2 separate regions of the Homo sapiens genome follow, and region 2 is linked to region 1. A link is an interaction called in ENCODE POLR2A ChIA-PET data of the cell type or tissue named here. Cell type or tissue: K562. All regions are shown on one strand.

What was found. Peaks named below come from ENCODE experiments on the same cell type or tissue, not always from the same donor. Only the 100,000 strongest peaks of a DNase experiment are listed, where the experiment ranks them.
Region 2: POLR2A ChIA-PET joins it to region 1 with 9 read pairs; 2 of 35 experiments call an interaction of 5 or more read pairs at or near these places.

The regions. Positions count from the first base shown.
Region 1 is chr2:177,253,059-177,257,058 of GRCh38, forward strand. All of the region lies in intron 1 of NFE2L2 (NFE2 like bZIP transcription factor 2), which reads right to left. It overlaps MIR3128 (microRNA 3128), which reads right to left and starts at 2,952; the gene lies at 2,887-2,952. RefSeq lists a silencer at 3,943-4,000. In K562, a CTCF peak has its summit at 1,564; DNase peaks (open chromatin) are centred at 1,563, 2,132 and 2,366.
Region 2 is chr2:178,514,973-178,518,972 of GRCh38, forward strand. It overlaps PLEKHA3 (pleckstrin homology domain containing A3), which reads left to right. Exons shown (of 8, transcript NM_019091.4): 8 at 1-1,491. Among named protein-coding and RNA genes, the nearest start is that of TTN-AS1, 6.2 kb to the right of the region's middle. In K562, no CTCF peak of the experiment used is centred here; no DNase peak of the experiment used is centred here.

The DNA.
Region 1 (4,000 bases):
AGCCCCACTGGCCCAATAGTCTGTCATAGTCCAGCTCATATCTGCACCATTGCTTGGGCTTCCAGCTGAAGCCTGAACCAAACAAAATCTACCTGCTTAAAAGAAAAGTCTAGTTAAAATGGCAGTTCCTCCAGGATATCCTCTCTGAGCACCCCAGTTAGAAGTCACATTTTCTCATCTGCACTGTCACAGCATTGTCATGTATCACAGACTAGTTTATATTAAATATCAAGCTCCTAGAGGGCAGTTAATGGACTCACCCTCAAACTGACTGAGCAACTATTACGTAAGCACCAGGCATGGCGCTAGACATCAGAATTACACAAAAGATTAAAATACAGTCTTAGAGGAACTCATATCCTAAGCAGAGGAGACACAGAGGAGCAATTTGAAAAACAAATGTCCCTCAAGGGGGATACGTGCTGCATTATCTTGGAAGATTAAAACAGCTTCATGCCCTGAAAGATTCCTAGGGTGTGTAGATACCTAATAAATATTTGCGGAATGAGTACGTGTATATTATTTAGACTAACAATTCAGTATTTTCATTGTCTACCTAAGATATATGGGGTTAGAGTTCAAATTACTTAAGTAACAAAGATACCATGTTTTATATCATATATGTCCCAACTACTAGTCATAGAAAAATTATTTAACATCATTCCCATTAACAATACTTCTAAATTATTTCTTGGATATGCTACCGGAAATAAAGTACGATATCTTAAGAACTATTAACACTCACCCCTTCAAATAAACAATACAATAGATTGTAAGAGAACAAATGTGATAATATCTTCAAATATCCTTTAAAGAATTTTGCAATGTGGACAATATAACAATCAATCAACTGCTGATTAAGTGAATTTTCTTAGCGGATTCTAGTTACTTCCCTCAGGCTGATGGTCAGAAAAAGGATGAGAAGTGGGCAAACTTACTTTCCCCCCTTTACTCTCCTATCTCAGTATTCAGACTTCTTCAAAAAGTGCCCAGCAGAAAAGGTGGCTAAGCCCCAGAGAGATATGACATATATGATTTTAACTTCATCTCCTTGAAAATTAAAATAGTAACAATGTTTAGTTTATCCTTTTGTTACCAATTCCTTGCAGCTGTAGGTCCGAGAAATGGCCAACTTCAGCAGTAACAATTACCATATTAAATGTTGCTCTGTGTGAAGGGATCTGGACAAGTCACTCTACCTGCATAAATAAAATATACCCAGACTCTACCTTTGTGGCACTTTCATTATATTCGATGACCTCTGTCCCATCACCTGCTTCAGGTTAGGATAAAAGGTATAAACAAGCTGCCACCTGGTGAGATGGCAGGCTTCCCTACAAAAAACAAGAAAGTAATATTCTGCCATTTCCTAAGAACAAGCAGCAATGTCCTGGCTTCAAATGGTCTCTAGAAGTCCATGCACCACCGTGCTTCCACTGGGGCGGTTGTATCACCCAGGAGCATTAGGAATTGTATGGAGGTGGGGTGGGGCACTTTCTGCTTGTCACAGCGATCCGTGGAACAGGACTCTGCTCCAAAGAGAAGTCCAGCCCCATGCGTCAACAGCGCCCCCACTGGTCCACATGGAAGGAACTCCTTAAGTAGCGACACTGTCCTATCAATCTTTATAAAGGAGTCCCTCATTCTTTAGCAGCTGACAGAATGTCTGTAGGTCATTAGACAATGAAAAAAGAAAGAAGAGAGGGAAGGAGTAAAACAAGCAGAGAATAGGGATTATGGACAGTCAAAATCCCAGTTCTGCTACCTGCAAGCAGTGTTGTCCTGGCCAAATGGCTTAACCTCTTTGAAAATATTCATTACTTTTCCCTTTTCTTCCCCATAATCTTGCCAGTTCTGTCTGTATTCAGATGTCTCCTAACTCCAAAGTCTGGCTCTTTTCACACCATAGGAAGTGAGCTGGTAACATGAATGAAGATGAAAGACTAATTGTTTCCTCAGTCTCCATTACTGCACAATTTACAGCACAATTGTACTGTTATCAAGTGAACTTTGGAAACCTGTAGCACAGAGCAAGAGCCGCATACTCCCGGGGACCCAGACTTCCAAGAGTCCTGCAGAGGCAGAAGGGAGGGAGATGAATGAGCTTCTATCTAGGCGAGTCATGTCTACCCGCATCTCTCTGAGGAGGAAAGACTTTACTTCTCAGGATCAACGAGAAGAGATATGAGCTTCCCCCAACTTTTCTTAAGATACATTCCCCCTCCTTCCTGATCCTCCCACCAAGGGTGGCCCCTGGATCACAGTTTGGAAGTCACTGCCCTAAGGATTTCACCAAACAGGCAGTGTGGTAAAGAAGTTTCTAACAGAGGGTGAAGTGCTGTCTCTGGAGGATAAGATACAACCTGCACCCACAGGATGATTCTCATTCTTGGTTCTGGTCTCTGCTTGGGAACCAGCAGGAGAAGAACATGTGGGTTGGCGAGTGGGGGCACTGCAGCTGACACAAAGTAAACCAGCCCTGTTCCAGTCCACTAGGGTTGATTTTTCTTTTTTTCATTGAGACATGATCTTACTCTGTTGCCTGGGCTGGAGTACAGTGGCATGATTATGGCTCACTGCACCTTCAAACTCCTGGGCTCAAGCTATTCTTCCACCTTAGCCTCCCAAATAGCTACAATTGCAGGTGTGCACCACTGGATCCAGCTAATTTTTTTAATTTTTTGAGGAGACAGTGTCTCAATATGTTGCCCAGGCTCATCTCAAACTCCTGGTCTCTAGTGATCCTCCCACCTTGACTTCCCAAAGTGTTGGGATTACTGGTGTGAGCCACTGCACCTGGCCTACGGTTGTTTTTTCTATGTGTATTTTAATTATGTCTCATTGAGAATCATCAAGAATAAAAATAACTTGAAAAATTGGCAAGTTTTCCTATTGCAAGTAAAAAACTCTCATTTTTTAAGGAAAATGAGAGTTTTTTACTTGCCAGAGGAAGTCACTACCAGGAATTTTAATGGTTAAAAAAATTATTTTCTTTTTGCGAAATATTCATGGTTCTTCAACACTCTCTAGACACAACAGCAAGGCTCCCTGGCCCCAGTACTGCAAAACAAACCAAAAAAAAAGTACAGGTCCTTAGTCAGCCCTCAAACACCTCAAGAAGAGGTATATAATTCCATCATGCATCATACCTCTGTGCCTGTTACCTTCACAAAAGGCAACAAAGAACTATAGTCATTCTTCCCTCTATTCTAGTCCCTCAGGCAGGGAATAGGTTGGGTTTTACATCCATGTGCAGTATTATAATTTTATGCGGAAGCAGAGCAGACAAGAGATTGTCAGGTCTGAAATAAAGCAAAATTCTATATGCCTTAACAGTGGGCCCCCTAAATACACAGTCAATATTGTCCTCATATTAAGGTCATTTCTTTCACACAGACATTGAAGGTACTAATCTACTCTGAATGTCAGCTACATTCTTGCAAAAAAAAAAAAAAAAAAAAAGGAAAGGACATTGAATGAGAAAATGCAAGAAGTGTATGTTGCATAGAGCCTAAATCTTAACTGAAGTCCTTCTGTTTTGAGGTACTTGAATCACATTATGTACACCATTCAATACGAAACTCCTAAGTAAAATAACAGGATACCATTTTCAAAATCTTAAAGCAACAAACTACTGATGACTAGAATTAGAAAAGCATGCTTCCAGAAAGGTGACTAAATACACCCCCCCAACACAAAGGGGCAACGGTCAAAGACAAGACTGGAATTGGGCCTTGCGAGCTCTGCCTGGCAACCTTGGCTGTGGAGGCCACAGTGGACAGAGTTACCCACTCTCTTCTGGGCTTGTTCCCACCATCTGTGGGGTGGGTGTATAGGGCTGGGGCTAAGCCAGCTTCAGAAGCCCCCCAACCACCACCACACCATCAAGTCTCTCAAGTGGGACTGCTGTGCTGTGGCACGCACACCCACACACAAGTTGCCAACAGTTTGGAAGTTAGCCCCAGTTTCCAAATATGTCAACCCAAAAGCCATTCAGGTA
Region 2 (4,000 bases), 1.3 Mb after region 1:
GAAGGTGACTTGAGTGAGGAAGCTATATACCGATGACTTACCAATTTTTGGTCTTATAACATTCTCTCTCTTTTTTTTTTTTTTTTTTTGTAGCATATGGCTTCCTCTACTGTATGTTGGCATTTGCCACTTTTGGGGATTTGACTCCTGCAGGTATTTTTTTTTTTTTCTTTTGGGGGAGTGTGACGGCAGTGGATATAGTCTTAGATGATGTTTTTAATAGTTCAAGTCCATTAGTGTCTTACTCTAGAGAAAACGAAAGACTCACTGTGTGAGTTTTCTTGCCCTCTGGTTTTCAGAATTCTGTGTAGTTTCTCAACATTTCCTTTCTACCTGTCCTGAAGAGCTCTTATGGAAATCATGGTTGAATGTTAGTAAATTTCTAAGAGCTTTCCAATGTTGTCTATAATTAGCCAAAAAAAGACATATGAACTTTTCTCATTCTGTCTACCTTTTTAAAATTTTATTCACTTTATCTTTTTCTCCAGTTTTGATAGATGATTATAGAGTTCCCCAAAATGGCCTTCTTACTATTTCTATATTAGGTATATTATTTCAGAAAAGAAAATAATCACTTGGGAATGGCGGTGAGTTCAGGGGGTCTGTTAACCATTTAATTTAGGATTGTTTATACATTTATTTACCTCTTTTAAAAAATTTCTTCAGTTAATATTCATTGACCACTCACTAAGTGTTATGTTGCTAGTATTTATCTTTGCTTTCTAATTATTTTTTTGTAATTTTTTTGCTTTCTAATTCTTGAGTGAATTTAAAACTCACTGCTTTATTATTTAATATCTTAGATACAATGACTATCTTAATTATAATTGGCTTTCCAAAATTTTCACTTTTTTTCAGTTAACTAGTTGAATAGTATTTATCATTCACATTTGCACCCTAACTATTGTTTTAACCTAAACATAAATAAGCAAGCATTAGAAAGTAGCATAATTGCTGTTAAAATAGTCTTTTCTTTGCGTGTTTAAATATTGTTAGAAACATAAGCACATGAATTTTTTTGGCCTTTTAAATGTCTTTATTGTAGCTAGTTATAAGATGTATATATAGCTTATATATGTGTATATACACATACATATATATATATACATACATATATATACATAAAATGATTCTTGCAAAAGTAGTTATGGGTATTTAAGTGAAAAATTTGTAAGTTTAGAAGTTAAGAAATTGGAAATAATGGAATTGGTTTAAAAAGCTAGTCTCTAAATTAACTTAGAAACCTAATAGCAAATACAGATTTTGATTGCTATAACTAAACACTTTAATTTTGAAAAAGTTTCAGAATAGAATTTCTATTCCCAGGGGAAAATAAACTTCATTTAAAAATATATGTATACTTATTTTGTGAGTATTTTTTTCTTTTCCAAATTCCAAAAGGTGTATACTCTATATTTTTGTCATAAAAATTCTGCTTGTCGAAAATATTGTAGTAATTTTATAAATTCAATAAAACCTGAGTGATGTGAACAGTGTGGGGGAAAATGTTTAATAAATTTGCCATGCCACTGAGAAAAACTTAAATACAGCATGTTTTGAAAGTTTGAGGAAGCGTAACACTTTGCTTTTTAAAAACGTGACTGGTTTGCTGCACATTTAAATTTAAAAGCTGGTTGGCTATTTTAAGATTAGTGCTGTGATGTGAGAAAAGATAGTAGTGATGATAGCTAACCTTTAAACGAAAGCATACAGTGCATCACCTTATTTGTTTAGATCAGGAGTTCTCCATCTTGGCTGCACATTACAAACCCCCAGGGTGCAGCCAGGCACAGTGATTCACATCTGTAATCCCAGCACTTTGGGAGGCAGAGTTGGGCGGATTGCTTGAGCTCAGGAGTTCAAAACCAGCCTGGGCAACATAGTGAAACCTCATGTCTCCAAAAAAAAAAAAAAAAAAAAAAAAGAGCTGGACGTGGACGTGGTGTTGCTTGCCTGTAGTTCCAGCTACTCGGGAGGCTGAGATGTGGGGATTGCTTGAGCCCGTGAGGTTGAGGGTGCAGTGAACTGTAATTGCACCACTGCACTCCGGCCTGGGCAACAGAGTGAGACCCTGTCTCAAAAAAAAAAAAAGAACTCCCGCCCCGCAGGGTGCATTTAAATTTCCTAGGTTCATGGGTAGGTTGACGCAGACCAATTATAGCAACACCTCTGGGGGCAAGGTGAGACCCAATCATCAGTATTTTTTGAAAGTTTTTCAGTGATTCCAATGGGTAGCCAGCTTTGCAAACCATTGAGCTGGATGGAAATTCTCAATTCTGATTGTTGCATTTTAGAAGAGGTGGGGGATGTGTGTTTCTATGTGTATATAGATAGATATAGATCTATCTCTTTTATATATCTGTCTCACTAAAGTTTGTGGCCATCGTCTAGCAGTCAGAAAGGCCAAATAGGTCCTTATTAGCATGGGCCGAGGTTCCCTTGGGGGTTGTTAGAAATGCAGAATCTCAGCATCCCCATCCCAGATCTGCTGAACTAGATTCTGCGTTTTCAAAAGTTCCTTCGGTGATTGCTACACACTTTAAAGTTTGAGAAGCACTACTGGAGGTGATATTAGGGTAAATGTAGATCTCCATACACCCTGCCTTTTGCTTCTCTCTGGTTTTCTGACTAAAGTTTTGACATTTTTATGTGGGGTTGGAAAATGAAGCTAGTACTATGTGCTCACATCAGCAGATTAATAGCTGTGGTGAGTTTCTGATCTGGAGCAGATGTGAAGGAGACGACTGCCATCACCACAAAACTCCACTCTTCCCTCAGATGGGGAAAGAGAAAACAGCTCAAAGAATGGTCACTGGGCTGAAGGCAGTGCTCTTTCAGTCTCTTCTCTCAACTACCCTGTGTGTTAAGGAAAAATAAGAAGTACAGTACTTGCAAGGATACTGCTTTATACATGCCTTTGAGAATTCTCTGGAAGAGAAAGCTACTTCCCTTTAAGTAAGAAATGTACTCATCCCAGTGTCAAACTGCAATTAATAAAGCCAAATCCTCCAAGTTCTCTGGAATAATTTCTATACAATGCCCTGCACTCAGAAACCTTTCTTATAGTGGCTACAATCCCGTATCTTAAATATTTCAAGAACTCTCAGTCTGCTTCCCTCTGTCTCAACCCCTACCAAGAAATAGGCAGATTATTTTGCTAGGATGCTTTCTTCCTGCAATGATTGAACGATTCTTTTGTGTGAATACTATAGGGTCCAGTAGTGTAGTTTCTGGGAAGCTCTCCCATTGCTGTCCCTTCACGTGACACGCTGGGTCAGGTAAGCACCCTATTTCCTGACTATATTTCAGATGCCAGTTAAGGGTTCAGCATCTCTGGCCTGAGCTTTCTGAGAAGAGGAATTCCCTACACTAGAAATGAAGGACTTTTTTTACAGGAAGCAACCTGATGGCATTTTGCTGTTGACCCTGCCCTGGAACTACAATGATTCTCAAAGTGGAAAAGAGCCCTCTTCTCCCTAATCAAGCACTCTCTTGCCTGCTCACCCTCCAGCAGGTTTGGTTCTTGGTGTTTTGAAGGGGTGGAAAGACAACACTGATAAACAGAGACCTGGCCTCTAGTTCCAGCTCTGTTGCTAACCATGTGACTCTGGGCATGTTATTCAAAGACCTGGATCTCAATATTCTCCATTTTGAGCTTTCTTTCTGGGGTCTCATTCTCTTCCCCTTAGTGGTCCTTTAGGTTTTTAGGACAGAGCATCTCAGCCTCCCACCTGGTCTTGGCCTCATGGGCCTGGTGGTGTCCCTTCTCTTTGGCTTCTTTGGGTTGTGGCAGGGATATGGAAGTGAAGGGGAAACAGCTGGCCTGCCTTATGCATGTGGGCCGAATTTCTTGGCAAGTTGGAGAACGAGGAATACCTGTGTCCCTCATCTGACCAAAAGCTAAAAGTTGATTATGGTGGTCTCAGAAGTGGCAGCTGACAACAAAAAGCTGCATTCATTCATGTGCTACATCCCTTCATAAGGCTGAGACCGGTGTCTG